Regions from separate parts of the Homo sapiens genome. Here region 2 is linked to region 1. Evidence: chromatin contacts called from ENCODE Hi-C data. All regions are on one chromosome and are shown on one strand. The core of a region is the stretch at or near the end of the contact, and the rest is flanking DNA. Distances in the headings are between cores, read along the strand shown. Region 1 overlaps HCG27 (HLA complex group 27). Region 2 holds the start of NRM (nurim).

Region 1 (3,922 bases), core at 335-2,834:
CGGACTCAAGACTCAAGGGGACCAGAACCAGGGAGATGAGACATACCAGGGCTGGGCAGCTGTGGGGGTCCTTCCAGAGAGGAGCTGAGATACGCCTACCTGGAGGGGCCCCTGGGCCTGGAGGGGCTCCTCAGTGTGACTGGGTGAAGTGTTTTCAGAGGACCAGGGTTGAGGTTGGGGGCATCTCATCCAGACCCTGCCGGCATCTGCCCCAGAACCCAAGGGCCCCTCCTTCCTCCCTCCTCAATGGAAATGCTGGAGATGTCCTCAGTCACCCTCTGAGCACTCACACATCACCCCTTATTTGGAAATTTTTCTCACTCTAACCTTCCTTCCTGCCGCACCTTCTGCCCCATCCCCAGGCTCTGGCCTCTCTCTCTCCTCTTCTACCCTTTAGCAGGTAATGACTCAGTTCCCACTGAGGAGCCAGCTGTAGGTGAGAGTTTGGGCTCTCGGTGAGGTTGGGAGAAGGAAAAGGCTTATGGGCCAGGGGGTGGGAGGGAGAATGGGCACAGCCAGAGCAGAGTGGAAGGGTTGGGGGAGGCGATAAAGACAGATGTTTCCGTATTACCATTTTTCTTTCATGGTCCGAGGGAGCTGCCCTTCCCCCAAGCCCAGGAAAGTGAAAAGAGAAGCAGGAACAGTAAAATACTCCACAGGAAAGAAAAATCTTAGTGATCCCTCCTGCTGTCTCTTTCCTTTTGCCTATTCTGGCAAATTTTGTAAGTGAAATTTGTTACCAAGATGTGAAAATCTTATAAGAAAGTCTCTAAATATTTGAGAATAAAATTATCAATGTCTCAGCTCTGCAGGCTGAAAAAACGGAGGCTTTACAAAATAAAATCATGCTTGGAAAACTTCTCCTCTGAGGGATGTCAAAGGCTGCACTGAATAAGCTCTAAGGTGGTGCTGAAATGAGTCATTTATTTGCCTGTGTAAGCTCAGGCAGGTGTTGGAATTGAGGAAGTATAGGTAATGAAAAAAGTAAACATGTCCTCGGGACATAGCGACTGGTGATGACCACACAATCAACACAATAAACTCTAGCATTCACATTGTAGTCCAGCTCATTCAAGCAAAGCTATCTCCAATAGGGAGTTTACCCTGTACAGAACACGTGCATTTCCACCTGTTCTCAGACTGACCCTTTGCTCATCACAATAGTGAAAAAAAACACAGCCCTGGGTGGAGATTTAAGATGCTAATGAGTCATGAGATGTATGAACAAGCATGTACAGCTACTGCACACGTGCACCCAGAAGACCGCCCAGAACATGCTTGCTAGTAACACCTCTTCCCACCCACCTCCTGTGAATAATCATGTAAGACTCCCATAAAGGGAGTTTCTCCAGCAGTGATCAATGCTGTCTCATCCTTAGGAGCAGCCCACCCTGAATCCTCTCAGGGTGTACAGTTTATTTTGCACTTAACTTTCAAAATAATATTTTTCCTTTGTAATAAATTGCTTTGTACTTCATCTCCTTTGCTGCGTGTTTCTTGTTTAAATTCTTTTAAATGAAGAAGTCAAGAACCAAGGTATTACAACAGCCGTCAACATTTCCGGTGCCATGACTCAGAGGTTTGTCTGCTTCGTTGGTTTCAGTTTCCCTTCACTACTGGTGAGTACTATGGCAGCCAGAGACCCCTGATTGACTATCACTGCTTTCCCCAGATCTATTAAGGTTTTGGGGGAGGACCTTTTAACTCACTCACATTCTTTGAGCAACTAATTGTGATTGCTTTCCATTTGGCTGCTGCTTTTACAGTGTTTACAATTACCTTATTTGGATGGAACGCCCTGATTATTCAGCCTTGGGACTTTTGCTGCTTCTGTTTCACTTTTTGTTTTGCTGTTCCTCCCAGGACTGCACCTGATCTGTACTTACTGGCTATTGTAACTTTTTTTTTTTTTTTTTTTTTGAGACAAGAGTCTCACTCTGTCACCCAGACTGGAGTGCAGTGGCTCTATCTCGGCTCACTGCAACCTCCACCTCCTGGGCTCAAGCGATTCTCCTGCCTCAGCCTCCCAAGTAGCTGGGATTACAGGCGTGCACCATCACGCCCGGCTAATTTTTGTATTTTCAATAGAGTCGGGGTCTCACCATACTGGCTCAGCTGGTCTCGAACTCCTGACCTTATGATCAGCCCACCTTGGCCTCCCAAAGTGCTGGGATTACAGACATGAGCCACCGCGCCCAGCACTTGTTTGTTAATCAAGTAATCTCTTCAAAGATTTTTGTTCACCTTGAGGGACACATTAGATCTACTTTTGCCAACAGTCCCCATTCCTCCAGGCTCTGTGTGTTCTGAGACTCCTCTGAGTCTCAGAGGAGTGTGTTCTGAACGTCTCCTCTGAGAACAGGAGACGTTCCAAGAGGCCATCCATGTTGAGTGCAGGATGTGTGGCCACATGGATGTGTAGTCATGGGGACTATAACCAGGCATTCCAAGCATGATGACTGGACATTAAAAATGGCAGATCAGTGAAATAAGGAAGGGCTTGTTGGTGAGACATCCAGGCTCCCCGGCTGGCAGCAGAGATCACTTCAGTTCAGCTTGGAGACGTCCAGCACCAGTGAGACCTAGAATGGTGCATGGCAAATGCCCATGACCTCCTAGGGCCTCAGTTTCATGGGGATTCAAGGGAACACCCTGGACTCCATCGTCCGGCTTAGCTCACAGGGATGCCGATGACCTCCTGGATTTTGGTACATGTTTCTGTGGTTGCAGGATTCTCTTGTTACCTAGAAAGCCACCTCCTCTACTGTCACTGAAACACCTCTAGGGTATATACTAAACATTGGAATATTTTGAAACTGTATAAATTAAAAGATAATAGGTGGGTGCGATGGCTTACACCTGTAATCTCAGCACTTTGCGAGGCCGAGGTGGGCAGATCACCTGAGGTTGGGATTTTGAGACCAGCCTGACCAACATGGAGAAACCCCATCTCTACTAAAAATACAAAATTAGCTGGGCATGGCGGCACATTCCTGTAATCCCAGCTACTCGGGAGGCTGAGGCAGGAGAATTGCTTGAACCAGGAGGCGGAGGTTGCAGTAAGCCGAGATTATGCCATTGCACTCCAGCCTGGGCAACAAGAGCAAAACTCCGTCTCAAAAAAAAATTTTTTTTAAATAAATATAATAAACAATTGCCAAAGAGTAAAACTATTGATACAATCCTCACCACTTTAAGGCTTAAGGTTTTCTTTTCCATCACTGAGTCTCTCCCTTTCCTCTCATTCTTCCACTTACAAATCTCCAAAACAATTCTCACGCACTGTGACTTTGCTCCCTTCAGCTGATTTATCAGTTCATCCTGATAGCCTGATAGGTGACAAGCAGAGGTGAGGACTTCAAAGTTCACACCAAGTAGATCTAGTTCACTGTGGCCCTCCTTGACAGGAAGTTTGTGAAGCTGGCAGGGCTTCCGTCCAGGCTGTGCACTGTCTGGGAATCCTCATTTGCAATGTCTGGAGATCTTCATTTTTCTTACTACTAACAATCATCTTGTTATGTTTGCACTTCTTTGCATTTCACCCCTTTTGAATTCTGTCCTTCCATGAAAATTTATTGTCCTTTTTGATCCATCTGTATTCACAGACTTTCATTTGCTTTCTTTTTCTCTCTAACCCGTAAGACTGATAAAAATTGTCCTAAAGTTTCTTTCTTTCTGCTTTGTGTGTCAGGGCTCCTCTGCCTTTGGTGAGAGCAGAGTTTTATCTTTACCGGAAGAAAACTTTTTTTTTTTTTTTTTTTTGAGATGAAATCTCACTCTGTCACCCAGGCTGGAGTGCAGTGGCCCGATCTCAGCTCACTGCAACCTCCACCTCCCTGGTTCGAGCAATTCCCCTGCCTCAGCCTCCCGAGTAGCTGGGACTACAGGTGTGTGCCACCACGCCTGGCTAATTTTTTTGTAT
Region 2 (3,922 bases), core at 463-2,962, 510 kb before region 1:
TCACCTGTTTGAGGCCCATGAGCTCAGCATAGTCAAAGACGAGAAGGATGCTAAAGATGAGGAGCCAGGAGATGACATGGAGCACAAAGCAGAGGAGCGGCACCCAGGTGGCCCATGGCTCAGCCCGAGCCTCCCACAACACAGGGCCTTTGGGTATGGGCTCCCAGTACCGCATCACCAGCTGTGGAAGGATAAGGGGCTGGGTATCCCAGTGGCCTAGTCTGCCCGACCTTGGGAGACCCAGACCCAGATCTGCCCCCACCACAGGCTAGCCTGCAACTCTCCCCCACCTCTCTCCTAAGCATCACCACCAAATATTCACCATGTGGAGGGTGCGTGCTGGGTGAGGTCCCAAAGATGTAAGGATGGCCTGTCTCTACCCTGAGAACTTATAGAATAGATGGGGTGACCTGATAGCTACGCAAAGTAGTAGCCTGTGCCAACCACCCAGTGAAAAGACAGACAAGGCCTTCTCTTCAGACCTAGGGAAGTGGTTTTGAAGAAAGGGTAGGACTGAAGAGAAGGGATCTCAAGCAGGACATAAACAAAGTTGCAGAGGTGAGAAGCATATCTTGTGCTTAGGGAAGGACAAGTACACCCTTCTTGATAAAAAGTAGGATATGTGCTGTGGAGGAATGGAAGCTGAGATTAGTTCCTCAATTCTCCTCCTGAACCCATATTTTGCCCCTCCAATCCACGGCACCCCTCCCACACTTGGTCTCCCTTGGGGACTCAACTGCCAGGATTTCATACCTGCAAGGCCAGGGCCTCATACCTGCAAGGCCAGGGCAGTGCAGGCCACATACAGTGACCTCTGAAGGACCCCAAAGTACCGGGATGTCCATGCCTTCACTCTTTCAGCTGCCATGAGGCTGTGCTGCCCAACAAATAGAAGCAGGAGCCCCAGATCCCATGCCAGGGGGGCAAGGATGCTGCGGTCCTGCAGGGCAGCCAGCCATCCCTGGCGGGCATCTACAGGAAGTTGAGGGAAAAAGAGACAAAAGATCGAAACAGTGGCAGAATGTTTCCCCCACCCTCATCTCCTCTTGGATCCCCAGGCCATGTCCCTTACTGCTTTCAAGAGCCTTAATGCTTCCTCTCTAGGCTGTGCCCATCTCACTTTTCCATCCCTAGTTTCTGCCCTCTTCCCTAGGCCTCCTGCAAACCTGGGGAAGAGGATTTATAGAACACCACATGTTAGGCAGTTGCAAAAAGCATGGCTGGAGAGGCCACGCTGGATTGCCCCTCTTACTTCGGTTCTCCAAATGCTCCTTCTTTTTAACACTCTCCTCTCAACAGTCCTCTCTACAAAACACTTTACTTAGAATACTCCGGTCACCGCCCTTTTCGGCTCCCTCAGTCCTCACTCTCCCGCCTCTCCAAAACTCTAATCCTTGAGTTCCTAATTTAGAACTCAGGTCTCCCTCCCCTGTAGCTTCTCGGCCGCTTTCAAGGTTCGAGTTCCCTCTCTTGGACTTCCCCTGTCATTTGTTTCCAAGCCCCGCCCTCAATCCCTCTCCTACGGCTCCACCTTCCTCCTCCCAGTTCATCCTCGATCCCTCCCGCTCACCCGGACCACCAGACTCCGGGATCCCTCCAAGAAGTGGCCGAAGGGAGGTAAAGCGCACGAACTCCACTCCGGTGCCAAAGGCCAGGATGAAAGAGGCGAGGGCAGCAGGGATCAGGAGCAGTGCAGGGGCCATGGCGAGAAATGGAGGGGTGGGGAAAGGGGCGGGGTCGGGATTCCCGCTGCCACAGGCCCCGCCCGCGGCCCCGCCCCCGGCTGAATCCAGCCCAGGAGGGCGGGGCTCCTGCACGCCACCGCCAGGCTTCCGGCCCGCCTGGCGCAGCCTTCCCCATCCAGCTGTGGATCCGTCCTGGGATGCGTGTCCCGGCCTGCTGTCTCTCCGTCACAGAAGGGAATGTTAGAATCCCGAGAGAGAGCTGTTAAGGGTAGCGGCTCTGCAGCCGCTCACGTGGGTTGAATCTCAGCTCGTCTAGTTTTCCCATCTAAAATGAAAAGTTACTGTTTTACCACAAAATAAATTAATGTATGGAATACATTGTACAGAATACAATATACAGAATAAATTCTGTAACTTACTATAAAGTTGAGTTGTTGACTGGCCAGTTGCTAAGAATGGCAAATAACTTCTCTGTAAATACTGAAAGGTTTGTTGTAATAGTGCCAGAGATTGTTGATTAGTAACCACGAGAATAAACATGTTAAAATATTTGTGATAGTAACCTTTGTCAGAATTAAAGATCATGCAGCTAAGGACCTTGTCACAGTAGACGTACACATAGTAGGGACCTTAGATATCATTAGACTAATTCCATCAACTTATAGATAGAAGAAACAGGTCCAGAGAGATAATTGCCTGAGTTAGGAAGCTGCTAATCCTGTAGGCTAAGGGACCAGATAATTGCTGAGCAGCCTCTCGCAGGCTTTACATTCCTTCTCCGTCTCCTGGGCTCAGTACTCCCACCCTCCTCTGAATCAATGCTGTTGTATGCTGTACCAGACATCTTATGTTTTCCCTTGAATTCAGTCTCCACCCTGCTTTCTGCTTCAGTAAGTTGTCCCAAATGGACGGTATCAATGAAAGTCACAGTTTTTATTGAGAAAGTCCTCTCGCCGGGCGCGGTGGCTCACGCCTGTAATCCCAGCAGTTTGGGAGGCCGAGGCGGGTGGATCACGAGGTCAGGAGATCGAGACCACGGTGAAACCCCGTCTCTACTAAAAATACAAAAAAAATTAGCCGGGCGCGGTGGCGGGCGCTTGTAGTCACAGCTGCTCAGGAGGCTGAGGCAGAAGAATGGCGTGAACCCGGGAGGCAGAGCTTGCAGTGAGCCGAGATCGCGCCACTGCACTCCAGCCTGGGCGACAGAGCAAGACTCCATCTCAAAAAAAAAAAAAAAAAAAAAGAAAAGAAAAAAAAAAAAAGAAAGTCCTCTCTACACGACTGCTCTGTCCTCATCTTTTTGAGCTTGGAGGTGATCACAACAGAGCTGTGGGTACTAAGGCACTGCACTATTCTTTCTGATTTCCCTACACCCTGCCTACTTCTTTGTAATTATCACTTTATTAAACTCTCCCCCAAATTATCCTAATTTCACTGTGCTATTCATTTCCTGCTAGGACCATGAATAGAGACACTTACCACACAAAGCAATGTGCTACAAGCTATGGGGTTCATTGGAAGTGTAAGAGGCCAGACTCGGTGGCTCACGCCTGTAATCCCAGCAATTCGGGAGGCTGAGGTGGGTGGATCACTTTAGACCAGAAGCTGGAGACCAGAATGGCCAACGTGGTGAAACCCCATTTCTACTAAAAAATTTTAAAAATTAGCTGGGTGTGGTGGTATGCGCCTGTAATCCCAGCTACTTGGGAGGCTGAGGCAGGAGAATCCACTGGGTGATGGAGCAAGATTCTGTCTCAAACAAAAAAATAAATAAATAAAATACAAGGAAGTGTAAGAAAAGATCCCTAATCTCTAGATGTTTAACCTGAGGCATTTAAATAGTACCACTCATGAAGAGGGAGTGTAGCTGAGTGCTACATGGTGCTCTACAGACAGCAGGTATGGTAAGAAATCAAGGTCTCTGGCTGGGCGCAGTGGCTCACAGCTGTAATCCCAGCACTTGGGAGGCCGAGGCAGTTGGATCATCTGAGGTCAGGAGTTTGAGACCAGCCTGGCCAACATGGTGAAACCTCGTCTCCACTTAAAAGACAAAAATTAGCCAGGTGTGGTGGCAGGAGCCTGTAATCCCAGCTTCTCGGGAGGCTGAGGCAGGAGAATCGCTTGAACCCGGGAGGTGGAGGTTGCGATAAGCTGAGATCTCGCCACTGGACTCCAGCCTGGGTGACAGAGTGAGACTCCGTCTCAAAAAAAAAAAAAAAGGAGCTGGGCGCGGTGGC

The links. A loop is a pair of places that touch in the nucleus more often than their neighbours do. Pooled maps may share reads with other maps.
Region 2: a map with no recorded cell type shows a loop between it and region 1 (4-fold over the local background). The contact joins the promoter of NRM here to the enhancer-like site in region 1. A Hi-C loop is called at or near these places in 1 of 168 maps with a recorded cell type or tissue (gastrocnemius medialis), 3 of 37 single-sample maps with no recorded cell type and 9 of 50 pooled maps.

The regions. Positions count from the first base shown.
Region 1 is chr6:31,202,492-31,206,413 of GRCh38, forward strand. HCG27 (HLA complex group 27) reads left to right here. Exons shown (of 2, transcript NR_026791.1): 2 at 1-1,477. Among named protein-coding and RNA genes, the nearest start is that of HCG27, 6.7 kb to the left of the region's middle. RefSeq lists enhancers at 1-6, 7-545, 704-1,424, 1,425-2,144, 2,145-2,864 and 1 more. Within about 2 kb of position 1,585, at least 33 of the 41 ENCODE cell types and tissues checked have a DNase peak (open chromatin) inside an H3K27ac peak, as active enhancers do; they include gastrocnemius medialis, where a contact is called at or near this core.
Region 2 is chr6:30,689,272-30,693,193 of GRCh38, forward strand. NRM (nurim) reads right to left here and starts at 1,713. Exons shown (of 4, transcript NM_001384369.1): 1 at 1,571-1,713; 2 at 776-972; 3 at 5-181. The coding sequence starts at 1,703.